Regions from separate parts of the Mus musculus genome. Here regions 2 and 3 are each linked to region 1. Evidence: chromatin loops called from intact Hi-C (ENCODE). Cell type or tissue: heart. All regions are shown on one strand.

Region 1 (8,000 bases):
AGAACAAAAGACAGTGATACAGGGAGTAGCACTATAGGGAGGTGTGGCCTTGTTGGAGTAGGTGTGGCCTTATTGGAGAAAGTTTGTCATTGTGGGCGTGAACTCAAAGACCTTCATCCTAGCTGCCTAGAAGTCAGTCTTTTCCTGTTTGTCTTTCAAAACAAGATGTAGAACTCTGAGCTCCTCCTACTCCATGCCTGCCTGGATGTTGCCATCCCCACCTTGATGATAATGAACTGAAACTTCGAACTTGTAAGCCAGCAGCAATTAAATGTTGTCCTTATAAGAGTTGCCTTAGTCATGGTATCTGTTCACAGCAGTAAAGCCTTAACTAGGACATCTGGCTATGACATCTAGCTAGATTGCCACACATGACCACATTCATAAAGGTGTGTGCGCATGTGTGTGTGTGCGTGCGTGCGTGTGTGTGTGTGTGTGTGTGTGTGTGTGTGTGTGTGTGTGTGAGTATACATGTAAAGGTCAGATATTGGATGTCTTCTATAGTTCTGAGTCTTATTTTTGAGACAGGGTCAACTGAGTCTGCTGCTCATTAGTTGGCAGTATTGCTTGGCCAGCATGCCCCTGGACTCCCCTGTCTTCATTTCCCCATCACTAAGATTACACGCCTAGACTTTTTTATGTGGGTGCTGAGAATCCAATGTCTGTTACCCATAGCGCCATCTTCTTAGACCCAGGTAGATTTGTTCTTATTCTTCTGCCTTTTCTTCTTCCTCCTCCTTGTATAAAGATGTTTTACATGCTTCAACAATAAGAACTAAGACCTTAAAATGTTTGCTTTATTAGTAGAATAAAAACCCAGAGGAGAATGAAAGAATCCACCAAGATCCATTTTGTTGAATTTTTGAGATTCTCGTGTGCAAGGATTTCTTTTTGTCTTAGATACAAATCCTTCAGAACTGTTAATACTGCTCATTCTTTCTTCTCAAATATCCTTATGGTTGTTTTAGAAACCAGAAATGATGTAATTTAAAGAAATTCAGAGGCAGGCTAGCAGAACTTAAATTTTTACTCTTTTAGATTAAGTCAGAGCAAAATGCAATCTTCTTTGTCAGGTCTCTGATGTCTAGGCAAAGCATTTCTTCTCTCCCCAGGTCTGTGTGATTGGGAATGCTTTGGTTGGGCTTTCAGAAACCTGGGTCCTATGATCAAAAGCTCCCCCACCCCAACATTCAGACTAAGATATTGAGTGGGAAATTCTCTCGGGGACATAGATGAAAGTGAATGCTAGAGCAGCAATTTCCCAGGCAGCAAAAAGACTCCAGTGTTTATACGATCCCATGAGCACACATAGCTTCATCCACATTTGCCAGCTCAAACTCACCTGGCTTTGCTCAAGCCCCCAAGTGCGGTGAATTCTAGACAGCACCTAATATTTAGTCACAGCATTGTCGAGAACATCTTTGCAGTCCTTGCCAAGGTCTGTCACTGAATGTGTTTATCCAGCTGCATGGCGAAAACATAATACACAGTCATCATTTTACTCAGTCACCTACTCAATATTTTCTTCTGTGATTAAATTAGCTCATAAATATTACACTTTTAATGCCAGAAAGCCCTGGCTCATCCAGTTGAATGCCTGCTTGTCCACTTTCTGAGGTTGCCAAGCATTGGGCCACTTCATTATGGAGCCTGAAATGATGAGAATTATTGCATTTACTTAACATGCACAATAGACAGCAGGACCCTTCCAGGACCCCCATTTACTACGTTAGGCAAGGCTTTAGAAGAACTGTAAGAAGTACAGAAGAGCTAGGAGGGCTGTGCTGGATGTGATTTCGACCTATAAAAACAAAATCTGCCTGGTTTGTCTAAAGCCAAAGACAGAAATGCTGGCTCTTTTTTTTTTTTTTTTTTTTTTGAAGTAGGCTGGCACAAGTAGAGTTACACACACACACACACACACACACACACACACCTTGCCATTGCTTCTGTTGTATTCACCACTAGTGTAAGCACACAAGATATAGACGCTGTTTCCACTGTTGATTGCATACTTGAAACTCCCTCCTCAAAAACCTCTATACCCAGTCTAACTGTTTTTGAAGTAGCTTACAGACATCATCTTTATATTTGTCTGCCTTTTCTAAGTTTTTCAAACTGAGGGCAAGAAACAGCCTTTGCCTTCCCATAGCAACTCTGGTGACAACAGTGAAATCCATAGCCACATAGCTTCTGGGACCCTGGAGGCGTGAATCTTATTCTATAGGATCCTCATCGAATCACCTTCTAGATGAAATATTTAGAGATGGAACTGTATGGCCGTTAACATCTCAAGAATTCCATCCAGATTTGTTCAGTCATTCTGGGAACAGCCTTGGTTAGTGACTGCTCGTAATGTCAACGCTTCTGAAAACTTTTTTATGGTCATTTTATTGTTTTTATATCAAAACTAAAACTTAAAGGAGCTTGAAAAGTAGGTTTTTAGATGATCACACAACGGCCTGGTTTCAGTTCTGTGCTTTTTACTTTATGTGCACAGAAATTAAGCAAAATCCATATTTGAACAAAGACTCTGGATACAAATGAGCCTTGGCTTCTGAGACTCCTCAGAGCAGTGACTAGCTGGAGTGTTTGAAATGCATTGGCCCTGGGAGGCGAAGAAGTTATAGCAAACAACATATGGGCCTTAAAATCTGGAACTACCCAAGACAGAACAAGAGAGTGATTCTCACTCTACTTATTCCTTATTTTTTCCCTCCCGAAGATAAATAACTTATAATCATATTTTATTCTCATCTTCAGAGAAATATCTTGAAAGAGCCAGGTTGGTCCAGACCTGCTGGCAAGCCTGCAGCCCCATCCACCGATTACCTAATACACTTGTGACATCTGCTTTCCTTGTTGTGAGAAAACACAGGGAGGAAGTGTGTAAGTCCACTGAATTGTTCCTGACTCCTCTATTCACCTTTCAGCATGCAAGTTCCTTCCCTTGGCGTTGATATCATTATGCATTTGTCAAAGATAGACTGTCACTTTAGGGCCTCTATTATGCACAAGAATTGGCAGCAAATTTTGCCACTGGGATTTGCTTATGTCCTCTGTATGTTATTGTACTTCCCTGGCATTCAGTAAATTCCGTACACCCACTCCTTTGATGTTCATTCCAGCCCCTAAATGTGGAAACAATGACTGAAATTTTGGATCAAAGCATCCCGTAGACGGCAGGCAGCATAGCTCTCTGATAATTCACTAGAACACAGAGTTCCATCCCTCCCCCCATCTAAAAATCTAGGCCAGTAGTCCCCCAAGCCCTCTGGCTTCCCCAGGCCAAAGGCACAAGAGGAAGTTAAAGAAAACAAGCTCAAAGTTGGAGTCAAAAGAAAGACACTGAACTACACAGCGCCATTGAAGCTCATGGTCATATGGAAGGCTGACTGCTGTACCATCTGTTAATCCATTTCTCTTCACTGCTTTAGCTGGGCAAGGTCTCCCCCCCCCCCCCCCCCAGCATTTGAACACTCTCCAGGTCCAATTTCTGTATAACGTCAGCTGCACAAAATGACCTATATTTGTCAAAATAAAATTTTAAGTCCCGAAGTGTCCATGGAGTATATAATGGTAAAACTAAAAAAATAAAAATAAAAATAAACTCAAGAACTAGCAAAATTTCAACAAGTGATTTTTGCAAACTGGAAGCTGCCTGGAGCATACATTTAGTTTGCTTTCCTCTGGGCAAAGCCAGAACAAACTATGACTTCATTGCCTTTATTTCACACCTCAAGTTTGACTCCATTAAGAACTAAAGCAGGTAGCTCCCTAAGACTGCTGGGAATCAGATGAGTGAACAGATAGGAAACTGTTGGAAGCTATTTGGGGGGTCGGGGAGGGCACCTTATAAATCCAGGGCGTCTATAGCTTAATTTTTGCCTTATTCCACTTGGAATTTAGAGTGTGCTCATTACAATCAATATATAATGTTGGAAACCATCATAAAAGGATAACTCTCCTTTTAAATATACTGAATTGTTTGAGGACCCTCATCTGGAAAGATGAGAATTCTCAGTGGAGAGGGACATTTGAGATTTGGACCAACTTCTCCAAAAGGGAAGACAGTCTACAAGTCTGACGGCATCTGTCCAGTCAAAAGGTAACCCCTAAAAATCTTCAAAACCCGATGCCGGGCTAAGTGGAAAGGTTTTCCACCAGATGTATGCAACAGTGCCATCCAGCGGCTATCGCAATAATTACAAGTGTATCTCATTTTTCAAATGTAACCTGTTTTATAATCATATATTCTTATTGTTTTAAAATTTAAAAATCGTTAATTTTAAAATTGAGGAGTATCTCTGATTCCCCTAATCCATCTGTTTCTGCAGGTGCAGAAGGGGTGATGCCTGACCTACACACCCGGCAATACCAGAAGTTTCACTACCTTCCGTTGGTAAACGCTTCAGGGAAGGCTCTGCAACCCTGAACGTGTTTTATTGTAGAACCTCACTAGGAAACTCATCAGTATTTATTAAAGATGAATTAAAAGAAGGAGGAAAAGGAAAAACGGGATAGTGAAGAGAATAGATGAATGAAAAAGAAGCAAAGGGAAGAGAGGAGGAAGGGACAAAGAGGGCAAGAAAAGAGAAAAGAGAGATGAGAGACCAGGACTTCCCACCTAACCTTACCAAACTTTTTCAGTTGAGCTTTTAATGGGATACTATTCCCAAGAGGAAATTCAAAAAGAAAACCACCTTGAAACATCCTTGCTTTTAATTGTACTCTTTCAACTGCCAGGAAATTAATTAGGTAAGACAAAAAGAAAATTTTCTACCTTAATAAAAAGAAGCCAACACCCAGGAACAACTGTCTTTGCTTGAGAACAGTGTTACGTGTACAAAGCTGCCTACAAAGTGTCTCCCGCCTGGCTCAGGCAAGAAACTGGGACAGAAGTCTGTGATGTTATACCAGCCTGGGAGTCGTGCATGGTCATGTCAGTGTCGAGTGCACCAGGCGACACAGGGACATGCCAGGCACCGCTCCTCCAGAGAGACTTGCCAGGTATACATGTTACCTCTCTCCCTTAGGCTTCACAGACTCGGCGGCCTTCCTCCAACCACCTGTCTCCTTAGGAAGTTTGAGAGAACTTTCTCCTCTGTGATACAAACAGTAACCAAACAAAGCAGTAAACAATCCAGTGTGGAAAGCACATACTAAAGCTAAGATTTAATGTCACTGAAATAAAATCATAACAACAAAAAACTCCAAGTACCCTTTCTTTGCATAATGTATTTCAGGTGTCCAGCTACAGAGGCCAAGCCTGTGATTTACATCAAGCAAAGAGTCCTGGGAGAAAGAGGAGGAAAGACCGCCTTTGCCTGGGACAAGATTCCTATTTGTGTCAAGGAGAGTTAGGGACGAGATGGTTGAGGCAGAGCAGCTGACTGCAGTCTTTATCCAGTTTGCATTGCTTTGGGGAAAGCCTTTTAACTGCAAGCCGGATTGTCCAGATGCTGGGCTGTCCGGATGCTGGATGGTCCAGATGCTTTGTCGTGGTTGTTCCCTCTGAGTTTCCTCTGCCTTCTGGCTCCTCTTAGTCACCTTCACAACAGGGCTTTATCAGGACTCTAGAGCATCGGGCAAGCTCAGGTCTCACCTCTCCTTTTAATTCTGCAGGAGTCTATGCCATGTACTCCAGCCCTGCATAGAATGAGTTCTGGAGTTCACCTGGAGCCCACGGAGAGTGGATGTGGAACTTTTCTGTAGAACATAGGAGCCGTCTGTACCGGCACAGCTTCAGCCAGCAATAAGCATTACCAGCTCCTGCCAGAGGAGCAAGAGGCAGGTACAAACAGTTGGTTTCTTCTCTACTTAAGGAAAAAAGAGAAAAGAAAAAAAAAAACCAGACCTGTTTTGCAAAGTTTTCTTTGGTGCGTTAGGATATGAGAAGAATGGGGAGGGAGAAGGAAGAAAGGAAGGAGGAGGAAGGTGAGGAGGAGGAGGAGAGGAAGAGGAGGAGGAGGAAGAAGAAGAAGAAGAAGAAGAAGAAGAAGAAGAAGAAGAAGAAGAAGAAGAAGAAGAAGAAGAAGAAGAAGAAGCTGCAAATTCAGTCACATGGCATGCATATCCTCTCCTCGACCACACATTTTATTACAGTATATAATCCAATAATCCAGTTAATTTCTTTGGAGAGATGTTATATATACAGGTGACATTTGGATGGAATCACAGGCTGTAAACCTGTCCACTCCTATCGGGGTTTAGAATACAGAGGAAGAACCTGTTTTACAGGCTTCCTAGAATTTTTACATGGTCAATTGCCTTGCTTTTGTATTCTGGAACGTATCAGAGCATCCGCATGAATATATACTTTTGCATATGCTTATATATGTACATATATATATACACACATATACATATATATATATATACACACACATATACATACATTCTATAAAATGGTGGCAGGGTTTCTGATTTACTGAAAAGGCTGGTTTGAATTCCCCCCAAAATGTTTGGCTATAGGACATTGTATTAAGCGTATTCTTAAAGGTAAATAACTGCAGCCAATAAAAGTTGGGCCCATAAAGGGTCCCATCTTCTCCCAGTTTTCTGCACTGAGAATTACTACCAGTGTAATCATGGCTCCCTGCACACTAATATTTCCTCTGATACAGTATGATCAATGTTGTGGAAAAACATTTATTATATTTCTTCTAGCTACTTAAAGGCATTACTGAATTATGGGCATCGCAAAACGAATCCACTGTGCATTTTTTCTTTATGTGACGTTTTTACAATCTTCATTTTCTGCTTTGCAGCCACTGAGCTATAGAGATCCACACTCCGTCCCTCGTACAACTGCCGCTGTGACCACCTTCTCCTTTCTGCTTTATTACGTCTGAGAAGCATTTCATATGATAACCTTCCCTTTCACTCTGGCCTGGACCCTTATTGAAAAGGAAGAAGCAGTGGAAGAGATCAGACAAGCAGTGTTGTTCGAGACACTTCCTAATTCCCTTAACAAGGGTTATGAAGTTTCGGCTGGGAAAAAGGACAAGGGGCAGAGACAGTGTTTATTTACAGAATGGTTCTAGAAGAGCTGACAGGCTTCGAATGGCCGTGGGTTGTACGGTTTTGACATTTAACAATTTTATTAACATCTTTGCTTATTATTCACCTTAATCTTCAGCGTCTGCAGCCAGGAAGGAGTGTGCCCAGCTGACAGCCTGTGTCTCAGGCCCTGCCAGGGGATGAATCAATTAGCAGGAGAAGCCATGATGCAAACGTTCTGGGGTCACTTGAGAGGCTGTTTGCCTTTCTGATAGAGAAAGCACACCATAAATACCATCACACCTCAGGAAATCATCCCGGGAGGCCCAGATGCTAGCACGACGGCTGTCACTGCTGTGGGGACAGAGGGAATCCTTGGCTCCCTGGGTGGATTTCCCTCATGCCGGTCAATAGAAGATTTGTAGTGAAATCAAAATATTTTAAAGGAGGACAGTGTGCGGTAACAGAGGCTTGTTTAGCTTTTTTTTTTAAGTACCAGAACCCATGATTTATGACCCACAGTTACAACCAACTTTATTACAAAAATGACTTCACCCATAATAACCTTATTCAGGAATCCTTACAGAATGATGTAGTATCCCCAAAGCATTATAAGCTAGCAAATATTCACAAACAATTCCTACTGCTGTCCCTTTTCCCCACCCACTCAGTGGTAGGGTAGGATTCCCCCCCACCCCTTTTTTTTTTTTTTAACCAGCTGGGAGAAAGAGGTCCCAGACAAGCTTCTATATTCTTTTGGTAGACATTTGCCAGGTCAGGCATTTCAAATCACCCAGGACAGAGGCTGCCTCCTAGCTTCGACCTTTATCTTCCCCAACCAGTGCCCTGGGCAACAGCACAGGGCTCCATTCACCTTCACTGCCTCCCTGAGCATCCCTGTCTCCCTCCCTCGTTGGATACCCAGTATCTGGGGGTAGCTTCATGAAGTCCCTCCCCTTTTAATTGCCATGGTAACCGACAGCTGCATTAAAATGGCC
Region 2 (8,000 bases), 170 kb before region 1:
ACACACACACACACACACACGGTGTCCTTCAGTGTTTACACTTTCAAAAGTGAAAATCTATAAAAGTGGTGTGATTGGAAAATTCCTGGGTAACCAAAAATCCTAGCCTGACATTCCCTCCTTTTATCAAGTTAAGCCTCCTCCGGCAGGGTCAGAGTAAGCTGTTTCCCCGCTTACAAAGTAAGTCAACTGATATCCGTAAGTGTCACTACAGACCTCCAGTTTCCTGAGACCAGCACCGGGATGAATTATGAATGGAATTAGCTCTCTTGACTTGGAATTTCCTCACTTTTACTGGTCTTTAAACTAGACTTTTATACATTCATACATAATCGATGGAACTAACACACGAAATGGCCCTTTTCATAAAACACTCTGCTTCAGAGTGATTTTGCAGTTAGGGAAACTTAAATACGAATTTCTAAGGTGGAAAATATAGTTTTCCCTTACGGGTTTAAAGCCGATCTGGGAAAGTGATGAGCTGACCACGAGACTCCTGTCAGAAACGGAAGCTGAGTTAGTATTTTGAAATACAATTTGCAGTGCTTGCTTGCTTCCATAAACCAATCTGCTCCTCATATTCTTAACCTTAGTCACCTTAAAAATACATAAATTTGGTGTTTGGTTATTGAGTTTTGAACTTGCAGGGTAAAGTAATTTAGAGACTCATAAATACAGAACACAGGAAAATCCCTCTGTGCAAAGGTACCTTTAAATGATCATGCAGAGACTGACTGATAGACCTCATGATTCAACTCCAGCTATTTGCTATTTTATACCTTAATATATATTCTTCAGTATAAAACGCACACTGTCTTAACATTTCCCTTCAACTTGTCATGTCCAAATTGATTTCAATAGCAGCCTGTGTGCATAAAAAGCGAGACCCAGGATTAATGCCAGATTCTAGAAAGAGAAATGAACTTGGCTTGGTTTTTTACTCTAACGCACATGCTCAAATCCAGTTCGTGGCTATCAAAAGAAGACAAACACACAACAGTTACCAGCTTTTTCAATGTGCAAAAGATGGAATAGAATATGAAACTCAATATTTTTTTAACTGATAGCAGATATAGCTAAACATTTGGGGCACTTAGGAGAAAGACCGTAATTAAAATATTCATGCCAATTTTAAAAGTTTTCTGGAAAAAAGTAATTTTTCACATTTTATTGGTCACTGGCTTCAATAGTAAAATATTTTAACAAACTCTTTACTTTTTCAAGTTCTACAAACATAAAAGGGCAAAGAATGTTCTTTTAGTTTCCTCGAAATGCATTAAAAAGTTACTACCATTTTAACAGAGCAAAATTACCTATATAATTTATATATCAGATTACTACAGTTTTAGAGAGTGGAAAAATAAACCCTGAAGTTTTTTTGGGGGGAGAGGCAGGTGGGATATAGCATAGGGAAGCCATTTTTACAGAATATACTTATACTCTTTTAGAACATATGCATCAAGTTTCCTTATGAAAATGTTTGACCTCAAATTTTAATATAAATTGCAATCTGATATAGAGTTACAAGCTTGGAAGCCCTTTCTAAATATCTTGAATGGGGTTGTAGCTATCTTCTTCAATTAATAATAATAATAATAATAATAATAATTAATAATAATAATAAAAAGACTGACTACCACGATCCCATGTGTAGCTGGAGAAAGGTGAAATAGTTGTGATGTTTTAACATTTATGAATATACTTTTAAAATTGAAGAACAGATTTTTTTAATCTAAAATGCGAACACAGAACAGAATAGTGCAAGTAGAAGTTCCGTGAACTTCATAAGTGCAAGAAAACAAGTTTACGAGTTTTAAATGAAAATCTCTCATTCTGACCCATTAGGGGGAAGTATTTATAGGCAGTAAAAGGTAGTAATGACCCACCACATCCACAGTTGCTGTCTGCAGTGCCACCTGCTCCATCCCCACAGACAGACACATGGCCCCAAAGAGGAACTGTATCAGTTATATATCCATTCCTTTAAGTTCTGTTTGTATTAACCCTCAACGCCTTTATAGCAACAGTCAAATCACATTAAATTGATGTGTTTACTTTTTTAAGCCCTCTGTTCCAACCTACTTAAAATTCAACACTGTATTTTGCAGATGATGAGAAACATTGCCATTTAAAAATAGTCAAACACCCTTCTCAAAAACCAAGAAGTATGTACAGGTAGGGGCCATCGCACCCTCTGCAAGCAGCATGGGGCGTGTTAATCAGTGAGTTCTGCCCCTCGCCGGCTTGGGGATTCTCTTTGCCTTTGTGCACCCACCTCAAGGCGTCCTGCTACCTGGAAAACTGCAACTACAAGCTGTCTTTAGGCTAGTAGCTGTGGCGGAAGCCTCTTCGGGGACCCCCTAGGACCCGGTGTGAGCCTGTGAACTCACCACTCCAGGCTTTAATTGGATTTGACTAAAAGCACATAGTTTCTGGCAAAATGGCCAATTCTTAAATGGAGCCTCAGACCTTGGCCATCCCTAAGGAGAAATAATGCCCCGAAACACGTCACTGCCCACTCATTTCCCATTTCACTAACTTCCAATTAACACACGCTCTCTTCAGAGTCAGCATTACCATCATTTGGGGATTGCAGAAACAGAGGTGACATGTTGACTTTCTGTGGCTAAAAAGCACTTATGGGCACCATGACCAACACCTTTCTCCTTGGAAGAACATAACTTTCAAAACTTGCATCCCTCTCTTTACAAACCTGCTGTGTGGCGCGGAGGGGGAGGGGAGACGTGGGTGGAGGCCACCTCTCTTCTGCAAAGCCATCGAGGCCAGCAAAGGCCAGGGCTTTTCGTTCCAGCCTTTTCCTGCCCATCAGTGTCCACTTGGAGTAGCGTGGAGAGGAAGGTTTACTCTTTTCCCGGCGGAGCCTCAGCGATGGGCTCAGAGGAGACTCTCTCCAGGGGCCCGGCCGGTCCATACCTGTCCCGGGTGGAATGGGAACCCCGTGCAGCTGCTGCCTTCCTGAGCCCGTGCGCCCGGGCAGCGACCCAGAGCCAGACGATTGGCCCAACAAGACGAGACGACAGGGAGGCGGGAGCCGGTACCCCAGGGCGTTGGGTCACTCTGATCTCCCGGGGCAGGGCTAAGCAAGGGAGAGGTCGTTCTGGAGCTGATGCACTTGTCCCCAGCGGGAACGGACTTGACCCCCGTTAGCCTTTGGAGCGCCTCGGAGGCCTAAGACGAGCTGGACATCGGCCTCGTGTCATCTTCGGCCTTACTTTGGGGGGACGGTCACTCCAGGAGCGCTGGCCTGCCCCCTCCCCCAATGCTCCCCCCACCCCCAGGCTTAGCATCACAGTGGACAACGTCTCCCACATCCAGGCTCTTGATCCGAAAGAGGGGAACTGAGGGCTGCCCGCGGCAAAGCTCGACCTACACTTCATTTTCTTCCGATTTGGAGAAAATGTCACAGGAGTGGGTGGGGGAGACCCTCGCACTGTAAATATGATTTGGAGGGGGCGAGGCTCGGAGTGCGAGGGCCCCGGGCGGCGTGGGCACCCTGCTGGAGATTCCCGGTCTCACAGCGCGCCCTAGTGGACACCCTGGCCCGCGCCGCTGCCCCCGGACGCCGGCTGGGTTTCCCCGCGCGCCTTACAATCTGCAATATATTATTTCTTGCAAAGTATTGACAATGTGCGAGGTTCTGGTAACCCCGGAGCTCTTGTCTGTAATCAGCACATTTATTCACATTTGGGGCGGGGGGATCCGAATTAAATCCCCGTGACCCTGATTAGGTTACAGTGTCATTTTCCCCCTGGATCCTCTTTTAAACCCACTCTACACTGCTGCTCTGTCTATTACATGCTAATTTAATTTTACTGTGGACGATATTTTCAGCATTTGCTGAGGACAGTAAATTTTGTAGTTTATGTTATTTCACTTTTTATGACTTTTTAACACTTAATAAAATTTTATTAGAGCACTTTTGTGTTTACAAGGCCACAAAACTCTTGGCAGGTTGTCAGAAGTCCTTTTTATTATGATCCTACTGATATACTGCGAGTAATGAAATAATCATGTCCAGAAATGTATCAAAGGCCAGAGGGATTATCCCACTTAATAGCTCCACAGATGCGCCCAGAAGAATGTGGACTGCGGCGGACAGGCTGGGAGGCAGCAGAGGAAGAAGGCAGTTCCCCCCAGCCCCCAACACACACACTCACACACACTCCTTTCTTTACCACTTCTGTTGCTTTCCTAAAAGGCTACATTCAGGGTCATGTGACTTTCCGCGGTCTCAATAAAAAAAAAAGAATTTATTCTATTGCAAAATGTGCTTTTCTTTTTATACTCCTTGTGTGAGCCTTTAAGGCAGGTCTAGTGGCAGTGGGGCTGGCTCGGCGGATCCCTGTCAGTCACTTTGCTCTCGTACTAAGTGTACTTTTGTGCCATTTAAGCAGCCGATGGTGTCATTGGCGTTGAGAGTGCAGCTTCTACAGCTCACACTGAAGGCTTTGGGGACCCAGGAGGGCGCGAGTTGTTTTAAGGTCTGTACCCTCCTGCAAACAACACTGTTTGCAGTTGCTGTTTGGTTTTATTTTGTTTTTGCAAACCAGAGGAACGGTGGAGACCCTGCCTTCTGCCTGACCAGAGAGCTAGTGTTCTATTTCATTTTTTATTTATTTATTTTTTATCTTTGAGGGGTTAAGACTTGCAATGAGAAGGACTGAGAGCCTACACCTTTTATTTCCTTTTAAAAGCCAATTTTCTATTTCTTTAAACAGATACATGGCCATTTGACATACCCGTGTTAAGTTCAATCTTGCTACAAAAGAAGGCCATTTGTACTTCCTGACCCTGAAAGCAAGGTGGGTGGCTTTGTTTTTTAATTAAATTTTCTGCCTCTAGCTTCATATTTCTCTTTCTCTGTTATTTCCTAAGTAGTGTGCCAGAGTGATAAGAGGGATGGATATTGGACTCGTAAATGGAGTGATGATTTTGAAATGGCTGTTGCTGTGTCCATAACCCCAGAGTTCTTCTAGACTTTGGCTTTGAAGGACTTTGGCAACAGTTTTTAAGAGTGTGTGTGTGTGTGTGTGTGTGTGTGCTTCCAACACATCTAGTTGTGGTTTTCTGTTGTGGCATTATTTGATATGACCCCTGGAAATGTGTGCCTCTCCCTGGACTGCCTCCCTCACTATCGCTGTAACTCTCCCCCCTGGGTGCCAGGAGTCTGCTCATGAGGGCTCTTTGATTTTGGCTGCAAGGGAGCAGTTTTAAGTTTTCTGTGTCATTCGTTAACCATGAACAAAATTTAGTACTTGGTCTGGTAGCCTGTCTTTGATGGTCTAGGCTCTGAAAGGAACACAATAAAGGATTGTGCTTATCCTTAAAAGAAACAATAATGTGCTTAAATTATTTCAGCAACCATTTTGCTCTTTTTATAGATGCTTTCAATTTGCAAATGTGAGCCAGATTTTTCTTTTTCTTCTTTTCTTCTTCTTCTTCTTCTTCTTCTTCTTCTTCTTCTTCTTCTTCTTCTTCTTCTTCTTCTTCTTCTTCCTCCTCCTCCTCCTCCTCCTCCTCCTCCTCCTCCTCTTCCTCCTCCTCCTCCTCTTCTTTCTTTTTACCACCCCTTCCTCGTTCTTCTTCCCTTGCCCCTCCTCCTGCTCCTGCTCCTGCTCCTCCGCCCCCCCTTCTTTTTCTTCTTAAGATTTCCCTAGCAGTGGAAAGGCCCAGGAAGAAAGTGATGTTAGGTTCTGAGGAATTGGTCCTTCTCTGTCCTGGCTATAACTGGTGGTTCATGTTCTTTGCCTCTTATTTTGAGAGATAGAGAAAAGGGCTCAGACTGTGTCTATCCAAAACTCACAGGGCTTTAAGAAAGAGACCTGTGCCCATGTGTGGGAATCAAGGGGACACTCTTCGTTTTTATTCTGTATAACAATTCAGTGTTTCAAAAAGCTTGTGTCCAGAGCAATTGGGACAATTCTTCAAAGATTGTAACAGCTTTCTGGTTAAAATTTGGTTTTTATTGAAGTATGAAGTATATCTCTTTTGTGGTAGATACTTTATAATTGGACTTTTGCAGCTCTGCTTTCAAAGGGGGCGGGGCTGGCTGAAGCATTATAATTGGTGACCAGCATGGTTGGCACTTACTCTGTCCACAGGGGTGTAGCTCTCTGGAGCTGTCAGTACTGAGAAGAAAGAATCTCAATTGCTTCATCCAGAAAACCCACCTTCAGAGAGATGAGTGAGGAGCCAAGCTAGAAGCCCAAAGGCTTCCCTCATCAGGCCAGGAGCTGTCTAAGGGCAGGTGGCACGGTCTCCTGGGCCAACTCCAAAAAAGCCCTCAATTGGCTTCACTCCCATTCTGCTCTGCATTTTTTGTGTGGTGTTGGACATGCCAGCCTCTCTGGGCTTAGTTTCTTTGATCTGTAAAATGGGGCTGATGTGAGTTGGCTTCATCCTGTGAAGGGGTGAAGAGTTCATCCCTCTGGAGTAATTAGAAAGAACCCAAGATGCACCTAAAGGCAAGACCCAGGGTGCCTGGTCTCCCAGAGACTTCTGCCCGAGCCTAGCTCCCAGCACCTGAACAAGCAGGTGGATGAATGCTGGATGCATGTCTGTCAGGGACTGCATCCTAGACTATCCTGGTGGAGGCAGGTGTGGTCACCAAGCAACAACGGAGGCCATATGGGCCTCAGCGTGGACTTGATTCTCCCTAGAATGGGTAGTGATTAGCCAGGGGTCTCTAGAGGAACAGGACTCACAGAATATATCCAGATGAGGCTGCAGTGTTCCTGTGGGTACCAGTAAAACTCTTGCAGACCACAATGAGTCTTCTGTTATTGTATTTCAGCCAACCTCTCCCCTTCTCTCTTTAAATAAGAGTTCCAAAAACTCAGGTGTACAAAAAAAAATAATACCACATACCTCAGAGCTTGCTAGATTACCAGCTTCTGATCAGTATACAGCTTGGGAAATTGTGTGTGTGTGTGTGTGTGTGTGTGTGTGTGTGTGTGTGTGTGTGTGTGTGTGTAGAAGTGCATAGAATCCCCAAAGAGGAAGGAAGCTACATGGCCCCTGAGCTTTTGCAGGGATTGTGCAGCACATTCTGAATAAAGAATCCATCTAGGGATGTATGTTGTTGAGTGGAAGACACAATGACGGAAGCCCACTGCTCTGGCCTGCTGCATCCTGGGCTCTCTGTGGGAAAAGAAGAGCCAGGGTTGTAGGTGCTGTGGTCCACAGTGATCCTCTACCAAGGCCCAGGCTGTCAAAAGTCATCTGTGAATCGTCTGGTGTCAGGGAGGGAGGCAAGAGGGAGGGGATGAAGGGTGTGCCCAAGAGCTTGTCATGTTCACACTCCAGGGGGCCCATGCTCAGTGGATGACTCTGAGCTTGAGGCCAGGGAAGCAGCAGGCTTTGGTAGCCTTTTGGGAAAGGGGACTGCCGTTTGCCACTTTGCTGTCACTCGTGTCTGTGAACATTTAATTCAACCCTTCTAGCTCACCTCAGGGTTTTTTTTTTTTTTTTTTTTTTTGAGAGAGAGAGAGAGAGAGAACCTTTTAACTTTAGGAAATGATTATGTTTAGAGTTGGTTTTTAACCTTTCATTATGAAGTCCCAATGAAAGTCCATTTTAAAACAGTGAGAAACTTAGTGTCTTGGTAAATACAAGGAAACTAGAGAGGCAAGGCCAGTACAAATGTCAGTGTCAGCAAGATAGAGCCCTGGAGATGCATTCAAGTCAAGGTTGGAAACCTTTAGGGAAAAGGGTGTAGATCCTCAGCTCTCATTGCGACGGACATCTTAAATCATTGCAGCGTTCAGGAGCCAGAACCATTTTCTTCCGATTTCTCTTTCTCTCTGCATCTGTGATTTACCAAATTAAGCTTTCTGGCCATACCAGGCGTTGAATGACATCCGAGTCTCTTCGAGAAAGGACTGAGTACTTTCTGATTACTGGACGGAAAGAATGCAAGCTTTTCCCCTTTTATGTGTTTTTCGAACCAACTGCTCTGGTGTAAATAAAATATTTTTAAA
Region 3 (8,000 bases), 66 kb before region 1:
AACAGAGCTCTTGCCTTATCTAGCCTCTTACTTGCTACACACGACAAGTTCTGTAGCCCCGAGGGTACCATGACTGACTTCCCAAAACAGTGCTGGAGTGTGGGGAGCAAGAGAAGTCCTGAGCAAATGTGTGTCATTGACATGGAATGTCAAGGAATTCAGTGCTTCAGACCCCTAGGAGTGACAACACCTTTCCCAGGTGAGGTTCAGAGGGACAGCAAAGCCTTCTGTTGGTCTGGATGCAGGTGCTGAAAATGTCCATAGTATCTTTCTTCTCACGTTTCCAGCCAGAAGGACAGATGCTATTCCTAGTGGGATTAGCCAAATCTGCCTCCTTGTTCAGCTGTGTGTCCTAAATAGGAAGGTATGCTTATTGCACACAATTTAACCGTATACAATAAACACACTGAGCTCCTGGGGTACTGCTGCTTCTTCATCAGGAAGCTTAGACCTTCTGATTCCAGCTATCTCTGTGTCCGTATGTCTGCCCTCTCTTCATTCCCTTGATGCCCAGGTAGGTCAATCTCTGGAGTTGTTCAAGAGTGAGTCAGTAAGACACTGCCTGTTGCATGCATAGGTAATCACTTTGTGCGGTTAGAACATATTCCTACCAAAGTCTTGCCCATCGGTTACATTAAGGCAATCAACTATGTTCTTATTGTCTCCTCTCAAGCTTCAATGTGATATTATATCAGAGTTCTCTAAAGAATAAGAACCAATAGCATACGTACACATATACCACAAAAGAAGATTTATTGGATTGGCTTTCATAATAGGGGCCACATAATTCAACAGCAAGTGACCACATTGTGTAGAAATGTTTTCTTGAGATGGGCATTGGTGGTGCATGCCTTTAATCCCAGCACTTGGGAGGCAGAGGCAGGAAGATTTCTGAGTTCGAGGCCAGTCTGGTCTAGAGTGAGTTCCAGGACAGCCAGGGCTACACAGAGAAACCCTGTCTTGAAAAAAAGAAGAAAGAGAAATGTTTGCTCGACCCAGGATACCTCAGCAGTCCCAGCCCAGCATGAAGACCTGGATGTTTCATGACTGTCATTTGTAGAAATGTCCTGTTGCCAAAGAAGCTGGAATCTGGTGTCATTTGGTCACATGATAATGGAAATAAACTGGTAGATATAATGACCCGAAAGGAAAGTTTGCAGGTGTGGCCATGCTGACTTCCTCCTCTGTACCCTTTTATGCAAGCTGTCAGCCACATTCAGAACTAGGTGCCCTCCCGTCCCTCAACACAGACATGGCAAGACACGCAATCGTCTCTGACACACAGATGCATGGATATGTTTTACCTATCTTGGTAAGACATCTTCTAATCCAGTGAAGTTGACAACCAAGGACCATCATAGATGCCACATTCACTGTTTGATGCGTTAGAAGTATTCAGTCCATGTTTTTAAAACAAAACAAACCCCGAGGCTTATAAACTAGTTCAAGACTATTTTTAATAAGGAGTCTTCAGAATCTGAAGATGTACCTCAGTGTAGAACCCTTGCCTAGTATTTGTGAGGAACCTCCGTGGAAATAAGATAATAAACACCATTTTGATTATCCTCTATACCTAAATCTTACACTCTTGTTAGGTTTTAACAGCCTTCATGATGATGCTATGTACTCCTTCTCTGGTGGTAAATACAAACATACTGTTGGGCACTATTTCTTTTTTACTGCCTGGAAATATCTAAATTCATCATATACCTATAGCCAAGAATTCAATGTACACGTAGTGAGGCAAAAAGTTCAACCTTGTTTGTGACACATCTGCCCAACAGTGATGTGTTGATGGTGCTTCTTACAGATGAGGAAAACTTAGCATGGAGGGGGATAACACGGATTTAATTAGAAACATTCAAATTCATTCTTAATTCAATTCAGCCGTCCAGCAGCCGTGATGAGATCTGCATCATGATGTATTTTCAATACTATCTATTTTCATAAATGTAAACTTTCCCAAATATTGTTCTGATGGAGGCTGACATTTTAAAATATGTCCCATTGTCCTTTTCTGTGCAGTAGACCAAGCATGGAGTGCTCACTCCTATATCACTGTCACTGTGCTATCAGGCCAGATGGCTACTTCATCATAGAATCAAGAATTAGGAATAATTTATGTTCTCCCTTGCTCTAGAATGTGAAAATAGGAAGCGTTTGCTGCATGCATACCAGGAAGATCCGCTCAAAGCAGCAGACAAGCCTCTGCAGAGGGCATCTGCACTGTGGCTTTTTGTCTGCTCCGTTCCACGGAGGACTGAGCTCCAGGGCCGCAGAGAAATCGTGTAGGCACACGAGAGGATGCTTCATCTGCAACCCGATGAGGCTGAGAGCACCTCTCCACTAAGGAAAGCAAGCCGCAGCGAAGCTGTTCTAAAATGGGAAAGATTATATCTTACCTTCCATTGTTTCAAATCTAAAGAATCCTCCCTCCACAGGGGGGTAAATGTTGGCTTAATGTTCAGAGCAGTTGCTTTTGTGTCTGTGAACATTAACTGTTAGAAACGGAAGAGCTATTTATCCTCAGCCTGCTGAAGAGAACAGTGGAATTTTCTCTTTATTGGTCTATAAATAAGCAGTGTCTGAACACACCCTTTATTGGGAGAAGAGCCACGGCAACTCATTACACACACCAACTGGCTCGTCGGCATCTCTTTATTTCATGTTGCTGCAAGCATGCAGATGGAGAGGCCTAGACAAAGGAATACCTCTCACACTCTCACAAGTGTCGAGCCCGAGGACCAACCAGTACCCTCTAAGTGAAAGGAAAGTGTGTACAAAAGAAAGGGCATCTCTGCCGAGAGAAGCTCAGAGAGGTGTCATTGAACACAACCTCAGCAGTGACAGACCCAATGGCTGCTGGGTTCTAGGTCATAAAATCATTTATGACCAGCAAAGTTCCATGGGCCATTTGGGCTTTGCCTACATCATAACAAACCAACTGGTTAAGACAGCGAAACACAAACAAGAAGCGGCTCCAAAATGTTCAGTTCAAATTCTGCAAGCCAACCATCCGTTTGCATCCGGTTCTATATGTCAATTATTTGTGATTCTGAACACACAGAAAAGCCTTTGAAAACACTTTCATTATACGGCCAGTGTAGTCTGTTCTTGCCGTTGGAGTCTATCTAACTTGTTCCTAAGTATTAGCTTTTTCAGGGTAGAGGTCTCACACAATAGACAGTCATGGTAGGCAATTTTGTCGTGTGGCAAAGTGAAAAGGGTATCATTGTGAGTGAGAGACAGAAAACTCAGCAAATTGGAAACAACCAGAGGCAGCTGGCAGTAACTACACTCCCTTTCTGAGGAAGGAATTCTCTCCGGTAGCTCTCTGTATGTGACGTGAGTCTCCTACTCATATTAATGATGAGACCTCTTCCATCAATATCTTGGACTATTACCAGTGTCTCGGAAACATTTTATTGGCTGCTGCAGTTCATTGAGAATTAATTGATATGACACACTTACTCTACATGAACTTGGAAAAAAAAAGTCTATCAAGTGAGTGATTTAATTCATTTTATGTTAATTATAAACTATGCCAGGAAACACCATTATGGACGGACTTGTTTCCAGCTCTCAGATGGCATGTGTGAGCAGTTTGTATTTCCGACACGCTGCATACTCTGACTTTGACTGACCAGCCAACACTCATCTTAGGAGACACACTCATCTGGCACACTAGTCGCTAGTCCTGCTAGCTAGCAATGTGGCCTGTTCTTAAACAAATTAAACTGGGAGGAGGCAGCAAAATGGCCCACTTATCTTTATTTGTAATTTAACCAACATTATGAGAGACAACCTCCAATTTGGGCTATTTAATTTTTTTTTTGCCCGAGTCCTGTATATATTTAAATAACCCCCTAAGTGTTTTTGTGAAATTGAAGGGGAAGTGGGTGGGGGTGGGGTTGTTGCCAAGTCAAATGGAAAATAGAAGATTATTTTCGGAGGAGCATGTGAAGACTTGCTTGTGAAGGCGGCTTCCTGAAGGCTGTTATTTTCATTTCCTGTGCTATCCCGCCTAGGAGTAGATCCTTCTCAATGCCTCTCTCAGCCGGCACGTGCTCGCTCACACTGTTATTAAAAGAAGCCCATCAGAACTGGGTAGTTGTTATTCAGGAGCGTAACTCACGCATGGGGGATGGCGCTCCTTCTCACTCGTGCTGGTCCACTGCTTCTAATAGCAACCTGGAGCTCAATTTCCCCCTTCAGAACATTGCATTTCATGTGGAATGTCAATTATTAAAATGCAGTGTCCCGTGTCTCACTTCTCACTAGATGAATTCATTTGCAAAACTTGCTAATTTATGCAAATGATCCTTAACCTGTCAGTGCCTGGAATCTATTTCACACTGCTCCTAGGTCTTGGTAGCTTTGGAGCCTAGATGGGGGAAGCCATTACTGCAGAATTTGTCGGTTTGTAATCATTATAGTGGCTATTGAGTTGTTATAATTTTTTTTTTAAAGTAGCACCACTATGAATAAATAAAAAATGTGGTTTTAAGTGGAACAGCCAGCCAACACCTAACACTGAAATAAAATAAAATAAAAAATTCTAGAGATTAAATTAAAGATGGAATTGAATGGAAAGATCTAATATCCATGTCTCCTGACACCCCTGAGTAATGTTAGAAGCTAATGACTTCTTCTCTTGAAGAAACTAACTGGTTAATAATCCAAACGGGGGCTATCAGCTGCTGACGGAGGCAGATTCACCAAGTAGGCAGATAAGGAACTTCTTTATTTTAGTGAATACAAAGCACAAAAAGGACCCAAATACCAACTGAAATTTTTGGTCAGTTAACTGAAAGACAAGACAACTAAAAAGGAAGTCTGTGAAGAAAGGGCGCATAGGAGGCTGAGACAGAAGGATGTGATTCAAGAACCACAGCCTGAGGGCTGGACAGATGGCTCAGTGGTTAAGAGCACTTTGGACTGCCCTTCCAAATGTCCTGAGTTCAACTCCCAGCAACTACATGGTAGCTCACAGCCATCTACAATGTGATCTGATGCCCTCTTCTGATATGTCTGCAGACAGCTACAGGTACTCATACATGATAGATAGATAGATAGATAGATAGATAGATAGATAGATAGATAGATAGATAGATAGATAGATATTTTAAAGAAAAAGAACTATAGCCTGAACTACATAGTGAGACCCCGTCTCAGCAACAGTGTGGTGGTGGGTTTCTGTGTGTTCACACAGCTGCACATATGCATACTTGTGCACATAGAGAGAAGAGGGGTACAATGGGGCTACCTGGAATGTCTGCACTGTGTGTGAGTCCACACATACATTTTACATAAAGTCTTGTCACTCCTCTCCGAGTTGATTGGATTTGGTGCACACTTGCACATCACTGGCACTGCACCTTAATCAGTGGTTTGGAGAACATGTTCAGCCATTTTCACCTCCACTGGCCCTCACCTACCGTCACACAGACTCTTCTTGTGAACAGGGTTGAAATAACTTTCTGCAAACCTTGGAGCTGCTTTCCTTTTCTCCTTGGAGGTCAGAAGAAGGATTCGGATTCCTCTCATGGGTCTAAAATCACAGGATGTGAACCCATCATTTTCATTCAGTATTCTTTATCCCAGGGAGTTCAGGGAGTTTATGAAGACCAGTTGTAGATTAGGTGACCTGGAGAAAGCTAATCAGGGAAAAGGCTGTCATGCATGCGTGTGTGTGTGTGTGTGTGTGTGTGTGTGTGTGTGTGTGTGCCTATGTGCACACCAATGTATATATGTGAGAAGGAGAAGACAGGCTCACCCTGGACTGTCAGTACCAACTAGCCAGCCCTGCTGCACATTTCTGTATCACTCACAATACTCAACTTTCCCTGCTCACCCTCCAGTCACTGAGCAAGACCTCTGACTTGCCTAGTTTACATGGTTAACATACATGGTTACAAGTATACTAACGATCTATCCTTCCAGTTGCTGGGATTTTTCTTTTTTAAGTGTTTTAGTAGTTGCACAGTAAGAGGGGGTATCAGTGAATATTTGAATGGGTTCTTTCAACTCTATGGAGGATTCCAATTAGAGGGAAAAAGAGAAATCTGCCTTGGGTAAAATGTGCAATTTACCACTTCAAGGACCTTTCCAAATGCTAAATAATAACAAGAGAGTGCCTGTTTAATCACTCACTTGCTCCCATTTCTTTCAGAACTGTGTCTCTTTAAATCTACTGAGGAAGATATTCCTTCTGGCCCACAGGATGCCAAAATGACTCGATGATTTATTTATGCAGCGCTTGGCAGCCCATCGTCCAGATTGTGGCTGAAGCTGAATTTTATGAGCCTTCCCCCAGTGAGTATATTTTTAAATTATATTAAAAATATATATATATATTTTTTTTTTTTGCAAACCTCAGTCGTGTCGTGTTTGGTCTCACCTCAGGCCTTGACAACAGTAGAGAGGACTAAGGGATTAACATTACTAAGGACTTAGCTGGTGAGATTTTACTGTGAGAGGTTAGAACGATGCTAAGCTTTCCCTAGTAGGAAGGAAACAATGCTGTTCTGACTAGATACTTTGGGGGTGAAGGAGACCTTTTCCATTTGTAACAATTTACCTGGTCATTCAACAATTGTTCGTGGTATTTCTTTCAATAGACTGGGAATCACTTTCAGCACAGGGGACCGTGATTTAAAAAAAAAAAAAAAAAAAGACAAAACAATGTCCCATCTCTCCTGGAGCATCTCTGAGAAGGAGAGATGGATGGTAAGCAGGTGAGTGCATACTTTGGGGAGACAGAATGCTACAAAATCACCAAAACAATAAGCCCCAGGGACCCAGAGACTAGATCCATCTTACGACATTGCTGTTAATGGATAGCTTCTCTAAGACTAAGGCTAGAACACTAGAAAATCTGGAAAAACAGTTTCCTAGACTATTTCCGTTTGGCAAAATCCAGGTCAAGAGGAACACACGTTGTGAAGCTCAGGTGAGAAGGGTTTAGAACAAAACTCAGGAGCTGAAGGCATGAAGATTCCGACAGCACGGGTCAAAAGCAGCTCTGCAGCTCAGCGTTGTGCTTGGAGCTGGTGCTGTATTGTGGAACGATGTTCAGGCTTACACTGTGTGAAACAAGGCTACCATGGAAAGGAGGGCTTTATCCATGAACGACAGAAAGTGACCTCACAGGTCTGAGAGCCTGTCATCCTGATTGGTCCAGGTTGGTGGTAATAGTTAACATCTGTAGGCTACCAGCCCTCTTCCTGTTTGTTTGTTTGGTGTTTAGTACAATTCACATGTTTACATCACTTGTTTTCTATATCAATTATGTAAGGTATTGCAATCCTCATAATAGAGGAACAAATATTTTTTTAAATGATGATGACGTTGGTTTCTTTATCAGTTAGCCACTTACTAAAATACGTCACGCAGACACTTCACCATTGTAAGGGAAGCCATTTTTGAGATTAAAATCATGTTACTTCTCTTGCTAGTTGAAATGTTCTAATAGTCCATTATTTTCTTTTGCATTTTGACTGTTTGTATGTCTGTTATTAAAACTGAAGTCATACCTTAAGTATATTAAAAAGAAAAAAAGTACTTAAAAGTACACGGTTGGGTGTCAGAGAAGCTAGGGGAGATGGCTCAAATGTTAAAATTAGTTCCTCCTTTTCCAGAGGACCTGAGTTACATTCCCAGCATCTACATAGGGTGGCTCATAACTGCCTGTGACCCCAGCTCCAGGCAGATCTTACCCTTGCACACACGTGTCTACACACACATAGAGACATGCACATGTACACATATAATTAAAATAAATATTTTTTTTTTAGTCCTACATGGGTAGAGAAAGAGCTCACATTGATCTGCCTAGCAGACTGCCTGCAGCTGTGGTTTGTTGAACAGTCAAGTAAGAGATGACTCAAGTTCAAAGACACACTCTGGCTCCTATTGCTGACACAGAGAAATAATCTGACTTCACTCACCACTGACAAGTGAAGATCCACCGAAGCCTGGGACTGAGTCGAAATCAGAAG

The links. Hi-C counts contacts between places; a loop is a spot of excess contacts. Peaks named below come from ENCODE experiments on the same cell type or tissue, not always from the same donor. Only the 100,000 strongest peaks of a DNase experiment are listed, where the experiment ranks them.
Region 2: it touches region 1 in a loop (3-fold over the local background); 9 of 42 quality-filtered maps call a loop at or near these places.
Region 3: it touches region 1 in a loop (5-fold over the local background); 5 of 42 quality-filtered maps call a loop at or near these places.

What each region holds. Positions count from the first base shown.
Region 1 is chr2:75,308,254-75,316,253 of GRCm38, forward strand. It overlaps 2600014E21Rik (a long non-coding RNA gene), which reads left to right. Exons shown (of 12, transcript XR_001783367.2): 9 at 2,764-2,889; 10 at 4,338-4,758; 11 at 5,626-5,794; 12 at 6,771-8,000. Gm39857 (a long non-coding RNA gene) reads right to left here. Exons shown (of 5, transcript XR_866459.3): 4 at 1,343-1,464. Among named protein-coding and RNA genes, the nearest start is that of Gm34401, 27 kb to the left of the region's middle. In heart, a CTCF peak has its summit at 4,186 (motif pointing left); a DNase peak (open chromatin) is centred at 3,138; H3K27me3 peaks cover 1,069 bases.
Region 2 is chr2:75,134,551-75,142,550 of GRCm38, forward strand. Gm13652 (a long non-coding RNA gene) reads right to left here and starts at 3,425. Exons shown (of 3, transcript XR_374685.4): 1 at 2,714-3,425. It overlaps 2600014E21Rik (a long non-coding RNA gene), which reads left to right and starts at 3,105. Exons shown (of 12, transcript XR_001783367.2): 1 at 3,105-4,502; 2 at 4,740-4,823. In heart, a CTCF peak has its summit at 3,561; a DNase peak (open chromatin) is centred at 3,361; H3K4me3 peaks cover 1,278 bases; H3K27ac peaks cover 789 bases; H3K27me3 peaks cover 4,795 bases.
Region 3 is chr2:75,242,205-75,250,204 of GRCm38, forward strand. It overlaps 2600014E21Rik (a long non-coding RNA gene), which reads left to right. Exons shown (of 12, transcript XR_001783367.2): 3 at 6,173-6,315. Among named protein-coding and RNA genes, the nearest start is that of Gm34401, 39 kb to the right of the region's middle. In heart, no CTCF peak of the experiment used is centred here; a DNase peak (open chromatin) is centred at 3,987.